Linked DNA regions of Homo sapiens: regions 1 and 3 are each linked to region 2. A link is a loop called in an ENCODE intact Hi-C map of the cell type or tissue named here. Cell type or tissue: endothelial cell of umbilical vein. All regions are shown on one strand.

Evidence for each region. A loop is a pair of places that touch in the nucleus more often than their neighbours do. Peaks named below come from ENCODE experiments on the same cell type or tissue, not always from the same donor. Only the 100,000 strongest peaks of a DNase experiment are listed, where the experiment ranks them.
Region 1: it touches region 2 in a loop (9-fold over the local background); 11 of 110 quality-filtered maps call a loop at or near these places.
Region 3: it touches region 2 in a loop (5-fold over the local background); 3 of 110 quality-filtered maps call a loop at or near these places.

What each region holds. Positions count from the first base shown.
Region 1 is chr5:114,448,630-114,451,129 of GRCh38, reverse strand. All of the region lies in intron 3 of KCNN2 (potassium calcium-activated channel subfamily N member 2), which reads right to left. LOC101927078 (a long non-coding RNA gene) reads left to right here. Exons shown (of 13, transcript NR_130785.1): 12 at 2,327-2,500. Among named protein-coding and RNA genes, the nearest start is that of KCNN2, 88 kb to the right of the region's middle. RefSeq lists an enhancer at 1,242-1,311. In endothelial cell of umbilical vein, a CTCF peak has its summit at 1,026 (motif pointing right); a DNase peak (open chromatin) is centred at 1,039.
Region 2 is chr5:113,804,918-113,807,417 of GRCh38, reverse strand. LOC124901047 (a long non-coding RNA gene) reads right to left here and starts at 1,335. Exons shown (of 2, transcript XR_007058906.1): 1 at 1-1,335. In endothelial cell of umbilical vein, a CTCF peak has its summit at 1,053; a DNase peak (open chromatin) is centred at 1,057; H3K27ac peaks cover 895 bases.
Region 3 is chr5:114,306,253-114,308,752 of GRCh38, reverse strand. It overlaps a transcript of KCNN2 not described here. Among named protein-coding and RNA genes, the nearest start is that of KCNN2, 55 kb to the left of the region's middle. RefSeq lists an enhancer at 135-963. In endothelial cell of umbilical vein, no CTCF peak of the experiment used is centred here; no DNase peak of the experiment used is centred here.

The DNA of each region.
Region 1 (2,500 bases), 640 kb before region 2:
GAATAAGTGACTTCAGCAATGACTTATCTGTCAATAAGTTAAAAGTCTCAAATCTTACACCTATATAACTTTCACTACTATGTTAAAAACCTATAAGAACACAGACGGTATCACTAATAATTTCCCCCAATTTATATATTATTAGAAAATTACATTATTTGAAAATTAAATGTTGATTACTACTGAGCAAAACTATTTTATGTCCTTATTTAAAATGAATTTAGGTCTAAGCTAAGAAAATTATAAACAGGTTTTTGTTATATGTAATATCCAGTAGGTCAATCTGAAGTCAAGTGGGATGTAGAACAGTGTTTTGTTAAATGCGTAACAGATACACAGCATCCCTGGCCCAAGGCAGCAACAAGAAAAAAAATTCTCCACTAATTTCCATAATTCCCCTGGGGGCGGTATTACTCCTGTTCTGAACCACTGGCCTAGAGTTTCAGGGCAGCTGGGACTCTAGTAATGGCCATCAGACAATCTGGAGCTGGCTTCATATCAACACATCTGGAAAGTAGTGAAACTGGAAAATCTTGGAATTTGGCAAAAACGCCTGAAGAGAATTATATTCTCAAGCCCCTGATACTTTCTGGGAAATCAAAAAATATCAAAATCCAGAACAATGTTTTAACCAGGACTAGCATTTCTGACCAAGTTTCTCTTTCCTCCTGTTCCTTTTCTAACTTCCAGACCAGTGGATATTTAAACATTGCGGGGCAACCTCTATTCATTCAGCTCCTGCTGCGTGCCAGGCATCCTGTGCACACTGTGAGCTCCTCCAAGAGGAAACTGGAACCCCAGCAGACAGATGGAGCCATGCTCGACCAGGCCCAAAGATTCCCTTACCCAAAAAACCACTTTTTCAAAAACACTTAATCTAATCCATGTCTGATGTGTGCCAGGCTCTGCTGATAGCAGAGAAAGCATGTTGACACTGGCCTGGCAGACTCTATTTTTAGAAGCCCCCACTATGATTTTCCATGATGGGTAGCGGCCAGCTGACGGATGCACGGCACCTCAGAGGCAAAGAACGGTGTGGCGGGCAGTCACTAGGTGGCAGTGCCACACCAGTTTATCCCCACAGCTGCTCTGCAGAGTTCAGCCAGATCAGTGCTAGAGGAGGGCTGTGAGGTGATGTTGTGGGAATACCCTGCAGGGAAAGCCCCCATTCTGGGTTAAGGGCTCTTCTAAGGGAAGAGTGCGCGCACGCGAGCGCGCGCGTGTGTGTGTGTGTGTGTGTGTGTGTGTGTATGTTTGGATGCTTACTCTATTCTAAATCCAATCTAAGGTAGCAGATCTGAGGAGGCAGCATCTGTACATTTCACCCCTCTGAGATTCTCAAGATCAAAGACCAGATCTTATCTCTTAAATCTGTAAGGAAAAAAAAAATCCCTGTGGATATTTTTAACTAGGCAATGTTGGAAATGAACCTGCATTTGAAGATATAAAAGTCAGGGTCTTGTTCACTTGCTCTGAGACAAGAGGCAAGGAGGAACTGAGCTGGGTTCAGAGGTGCTGCCCCACCTCTTGTTCTGCATGACCCACAGCAGTGCATCCTAATGTCTGAGCCTCGCTTTTCTCTAAGAGAACAGACTGTCTACCTCACCAGGTGGCTGTGAGCACGGAGATAACAAAACGCTACCCAAGTCCTCATCAGTGTACAGACTGTGTGCTCTATATTCAGCAAGTACTCTATTTACGTAAAAGTAGATACAAAGAAAAGTCATTACTTTTGGAAGTGGGCCTTCTTGCACAGAAGCAAGGTGACATACCTGAGGGCTGCTCAGAGTATGCGCAGCTTTGGTTTTGCTCCCTTCTACCCTACACTACGTTTTGCTGCCACTGCCAATGAGCACAGTAACTAGTATGACAAAGACTGAAAAGAGGGCTGGAGAAGGAGAGGAGGGAGAGGAAAAGGTTAGTCAGAGGTCCCTTGGAAAGGCAGGAGCAACATAGGGTGAGGGTACAGCAGGCCACAAAATGAAACCAGGAAGAAAGTGGGAAGTTCAGTGACAAGAAGTCCAAATGAAAAAAGAAAGCTCACGATCGTTCTGTGCCATTTCATTTTTGGGCCCCCTCAGCTGCCTCTCCTACCAACACTAGCACTTCAATCTCCAGGGTGGCAGGCCGAGGGAGGACGTACATCTCTATGTCTAGTATCAGTCACGTATTCCTGAGAATTTTTTGACAGGGCTTCTGTTTAGGGCTCTCAGTCAACTGAGAAAAAAATATGCGCCACTGATCCAAATCAACCAGCTTAAGGTGCCCCATCTACAGTACGCAGTTATCACAAATTGATTCTAAATTTTTAATTTTCAAAATACAGCAAATGAAAATTCCTACGTAGAACAAACAATGACAAGAAGTCTTAGCCTCCAGCACTTCACAGTTTCAAGCTATGTTTCTAGGGAAGCAGAACATTCCTGAATGTCATTGCATTATTCCTCGGGGAGAGATAAGAAGCAGAGTCAGAAAACTGAGCCACCAAACCCAGCGAGCT
Region 2 (2,500 bases):
GCTCCATAGAGCTAAGCAGAGAACAGCGCCTGTGATTTAAAATGAGCAGGAGGGTCTACCTTCAAAGCTGTCAGAATTGTTATTATTATTACTATTTCAGCCCTAGTACATCACTGACTGCCTCAATTCAGATACACACACAACTAAGCATGGTGTCTCAGAGACAAGCTAATGGGAACTAGAAGCTGGCCAAAGCTTTCTGTTTCTATGCTTAAGCATGGATCCGCTAAAGATCACTTGAGAACATGATCTGAATAGAAACAGGGCTTCTAGGGCTGATGGGATGGGCTGCTGCCATAGCCATCTGTCCTGTCAATGGCCAGGTTTCACTGAACCAGAGCCAAAGTGACAGCTCTGGGCGCCCCAGGCAGGAAGGACTTTCCTCTCCCTCAAGCCTCAGAAAGGAGGAGGAAAGAGAGCCAGGCCCAACTGATGATGCAATGGCAAGCCCTTAAAAGGGAGAAATGGTAACTTTGTTTTCTGCTTAGGGCCACCCGAGGCACATTTGGCCTGTGCAGGCATAGGTACGGGCTCTTAGTCTCTCTCTGTAATGCTTCTACACTTATGCCTACAAAACACCCATAAGCTCCTTTACTCCTATGTTTTGGGGATACAGAAACCTCACCACTCCTTTCACTTGTAAAGCTCTACTCTCTTTGTGCTTTTCCTTCAGAGTCAATTCACATTTTCCTTGACCTGATTTGTGCTTTTTGGAATATTGGAGAGCTTTCTGAAATGAATTAGATAAGCACAGATTTGTCTCCAAAGATCAATCTGCTACAATGAGCTTCTGCCTCCTTAGCTGAGGCTAATATCTGACACTTCCCTGTAAAAGTGACAGTGCACTTAGTAATCTGTGGAATGCCTGCACACATGAATTGAAAAGATGCTGGCAGGTCCTTCCCTGACCTTCGTAAGTCATCAGCTTGTTCCGTGATTCATGGTATTGAATGGTGCTTTCTTCTTCCTTTACCTTGCTGTAAATGCTATTAATGATCCAGAGAAGTGAAAGCCCTAAATCTTTTTTCAACAGGAAAACAAGAATGGGACAGTAGCACCACCATTCTCAAGCCTGCAGAACTGCAGGAAAAGAGAAAGTGAAAGACAGCCTGGGTAGAAGGAAAAATGGCCTTTTTACTAACACTTAAAGAAAATGTTATCCTACGTTCATCTGAACTGGAGAAGGAAGTCACGTCACTCACTTTATAATTATCATACAAAACAGGAAGTAGAGTTTTATTCATTTCCTATGGAATCTAATCAATGCAAGCAACCCATCTGGATATTCCAGTAATAAAACCATATGAAAGATTTTCAACATTTTGGCTTCCAGCATTCTGGTTATCTACAAAGATCAGAATAGTTGTATAATGGACAAATCTTCACTTTATTTGATTCTGTGTAGATATAGTCTTTTATACTCCTGAAGGAAAATGCTCTGATAAAAGGATAGAATTCCTTCCTGCATTTATTCTTATTCAAAAACTATAATTTCAGTTCCACCACTGCAACTACAATATATTTTCATATGAGTAGCCAAGACAATCTCCAGCCCTTAGTAGTCTCTGGCATATGACACATAACCTTTTCAAAACTGAAAGAAAGTCCTTGAGTTGAGAAGTCTAAAGAACAGTGTTTCTGTCATGGTGTAGACCAGATTGAGAAAATTCCACCCAAGTGGCAGATCCTTGGAGGTATTTCTCCAAGTCTGTGGAGAAGCATAATTAATGACTGGCTCCTTAGAACACAAAAACAACCACAAAAGACCAAGTGATATGTCGGGGAGAAATGTCCCTTCTGAAATACATAATGAGTAGGAAGAAATGCCAGTGAAACATTTCCAATTCATTAAAATACAAATTTCCTAGTGCAAAGAAATACCTAATACAATAAAATTCAGAGGCTATTTTATATTCTCCCACATTGCTTGCTCTGAAGTGAAAAGAAATAATATTTTCCAAATTTTGACAAGCCTTTTAAATCTTCATTGAATTATCTGTATGCTCCAGGTGAGGAAATAATAAAATCATAGATATGACCCGGAAAAGGGATTTGTGGATCACTTAGCCCAACCTGCTCATTTTTAAAATGAGAAAGAGAGACCCAAAGAAGTGAGGAGACTTAACACAAACCATCAGAGTAGTTAATATCAGGTCCAAGACTGAAACCAGGCCTCCTGACCTAGCGTGCAGCTCTACCAACAGCTCCCTCAGTTCCATTCCAGGCTTCCTCTGAAAACCATCTTACCTCCATCTGCTGGCGCCTGCTCTGCCTCACACGTCAGGCTGGAGAATCAGCAGTGAGCAGAGGGATATCCTCCCCTTGGTCTACATAAGCTGTGTTTATCCTGCAAGGCCTATCTCAAGCCTTCCCTGCCTAGTACAGCCACAGCAGTCGCGCTCTCTCCTGAAGTACAGGTAATGATAGATCTCTTTCCTATTGAGCTCATATTCTGTACTGTCACGTCACTTCCCTGATATTGTCATCACCTAAATACCTA
Region 3 (2,500 bases), 500 kb before region 2:
ATTAGCTGCGGGCTCTCTTGGTGAGTTGCACAACTATTATGCAACACTTAGCATCTTTCAGCTCCAACTCTCACTATACTCATTACCATTACCACCCATTCCATACTGGCTTTGGCCAGCTTCACACATGCTATGACAGTATCTCAACCTGAACTGTGTGCTATTGCTTCCTGTTCTAGTGGTTCTCTGATACTGAGGTGTGGTAACATGCTTGATACACATATGTAACCTAGAAGTTCAAGAGAATAAATGACCGTGAGGCTACTTTTGACAAATACAGGATCAAGCATCAGTCACCTGCAACATGGCCAACTTGATAATGCAATATTGTATAGTCTCTCTTCTTCTCTGCTTCACTTCCCAACTCCTTCATTCCCACTCTTTAGAATCACTTCCAAATTAAACTGCTCTTATACAAGGCTTCATCTCAAGCTGACTTTAAGGGAGACCAAGGATAAAACAGCAGGTATCAGGATTGGCTGTACAAAGATATGACAATGGGCTTTTGGAGCTAGATCCCCTACCAGTCAAATAGCAATGCAGATCCCATTGTTGATGGTCAGTGGGTGGTGGTAATCCCCAGCATGTGGTGGCATCACAATTGTTCTCAGCTGTGATAAATTGACATGAGCTAGATAGGAGAAACTTCAGCAAAGCCTGATAGGAAAAACATAGTTTCTTCTCGGGAGTAAATAATTTATACAACAAAGGGACTGGCTGACATATGCACATATACATATATATGTGTATGTGTGTGTGTATCAGGAGGAATGAGTAGATTATGTATAGGAGTGGATCATGAGGATTTTTGATTGGGGTATGGGGAGGAATCAAGCTGAATAGGAAGTATAAGGAGGAATTAAGCTGATGTTCAAAGTCCTGGCAGGCACCCATGGATCCAGTCCTAATATGCTGCTGGATGGTTCATTGAAGCTTGGCCTCAATGATGGCCAATATTAAATAAGGTGGAGATGCTAAAACTGTCTTGGCAGATTACTGAGGGTAGATGGCTTGAGGAGGTAGAAATGTTAGAATGAATTTATTATATACGATCAGAGAACTCACCCCTGACTATTTCCAGAAAGGTCTAGATAATTGTCCTTTCATTAAGGTAATCAGGAATACACTGGTAAGAGAATACTGACATCTTTGAGACCACAGTGAGAGTTGTCTCCTATAGGACACAGTTTACTATAAGAGATGTGACCATGGCACTGGGTTTTACAGTATCAATGAGGCTATGATTCTAGAATGGCAAAAGTAAGGTGGGTGGCATTTAAGCATCAGAGGAAAGGTTGACAAAATTATCAGAACAGGCAAGAAGGCCAGACCGGCGTAGCAATCAGACCCACAGGACCTAGCATTACTAGGAGCAATACATATATAAACATACATAATTAGTGTGTTGCTTATTTCTTTTAAACCAGGAGTTGGTGAGCAGAATGATAATGTCAGTTGCTGCAATGCAATAAATCAGGATTCCTCATTCAGTCTCCAGATCTAAGTTAGTTCACAGACTGAGAACCCACTGACTGATGAGGAGGCTGGGAGAACTTGAGATAACCCAATGACACCATAAATGTGTAAATAAATATTCTTATTATCCTTTCTTGAAAACACCTAAAGCCACTTACAGATAACTGCACTGGGTCAAAGATAATATATAGACTTTGCAAGGACTATGGAACACAGGGTCTAACACTGATACTAGGGGAACCAAAACATGATCACAGCCCCTTTATTAAAGCCCCTTTATTAAAGTGGCTCATACCTGTAATCCCAGCACTTTGGGAGGCCAAGGTGGGTGGATCACCTGAGGTCAGGAGTTCAAGACCAGCCTGGCTAACATGGCAACACCTCGTCTCTACTAAAAAAATACAAAAACTTAGCTGGGAATGATGGTGTGTGCCTGTAGTTCCAGCTTCTCAGGAGGCTGAGGCAGAAGAGTCACTTGAATCTGGGAGGCGGAAGTTGCAGTGAGCTGAGATCGTGCCACTGCACTCCAGCCTGGGTGACAGAGCGAGACTTGGTCTCAAAAAAAAAAAAAAAAAAGAAAAAAAAAAAATTTAAGTGTGAACTGATGAAAGGTGGGTAGTAAAGGTACTTCTGCCCTAAATACATTTCCATCAGGTCCTCAGACCCATCCTGTGGTTATTTTCCTGGTCCCTAAAAGTATAATTGAGCTACATATCATTAGTATCTAGCAGAACTCTTACTTTTGTTCTCTGACCAGTAAAGCATGAATCATTTTTGTAGAAAGAGCCAAATGAGAGCCTTATAACCACCCCACCTCCAATTACATAGCAAATTAGAAACAATGTCATGTTCCAGAATTGCAGAGATTAGTATCACTACCAGGGACTTTAATTCAATTTATCTGTTTGGCCTCTGCAAAACCAGATACAGCATGATACATGATAGTGGGCACCTATAAAGTTAACCAAGTAGTAGCCCCAGTCACAGCTGCTGTGCTGAATGTGCTATCCTTATTGGAGAGATC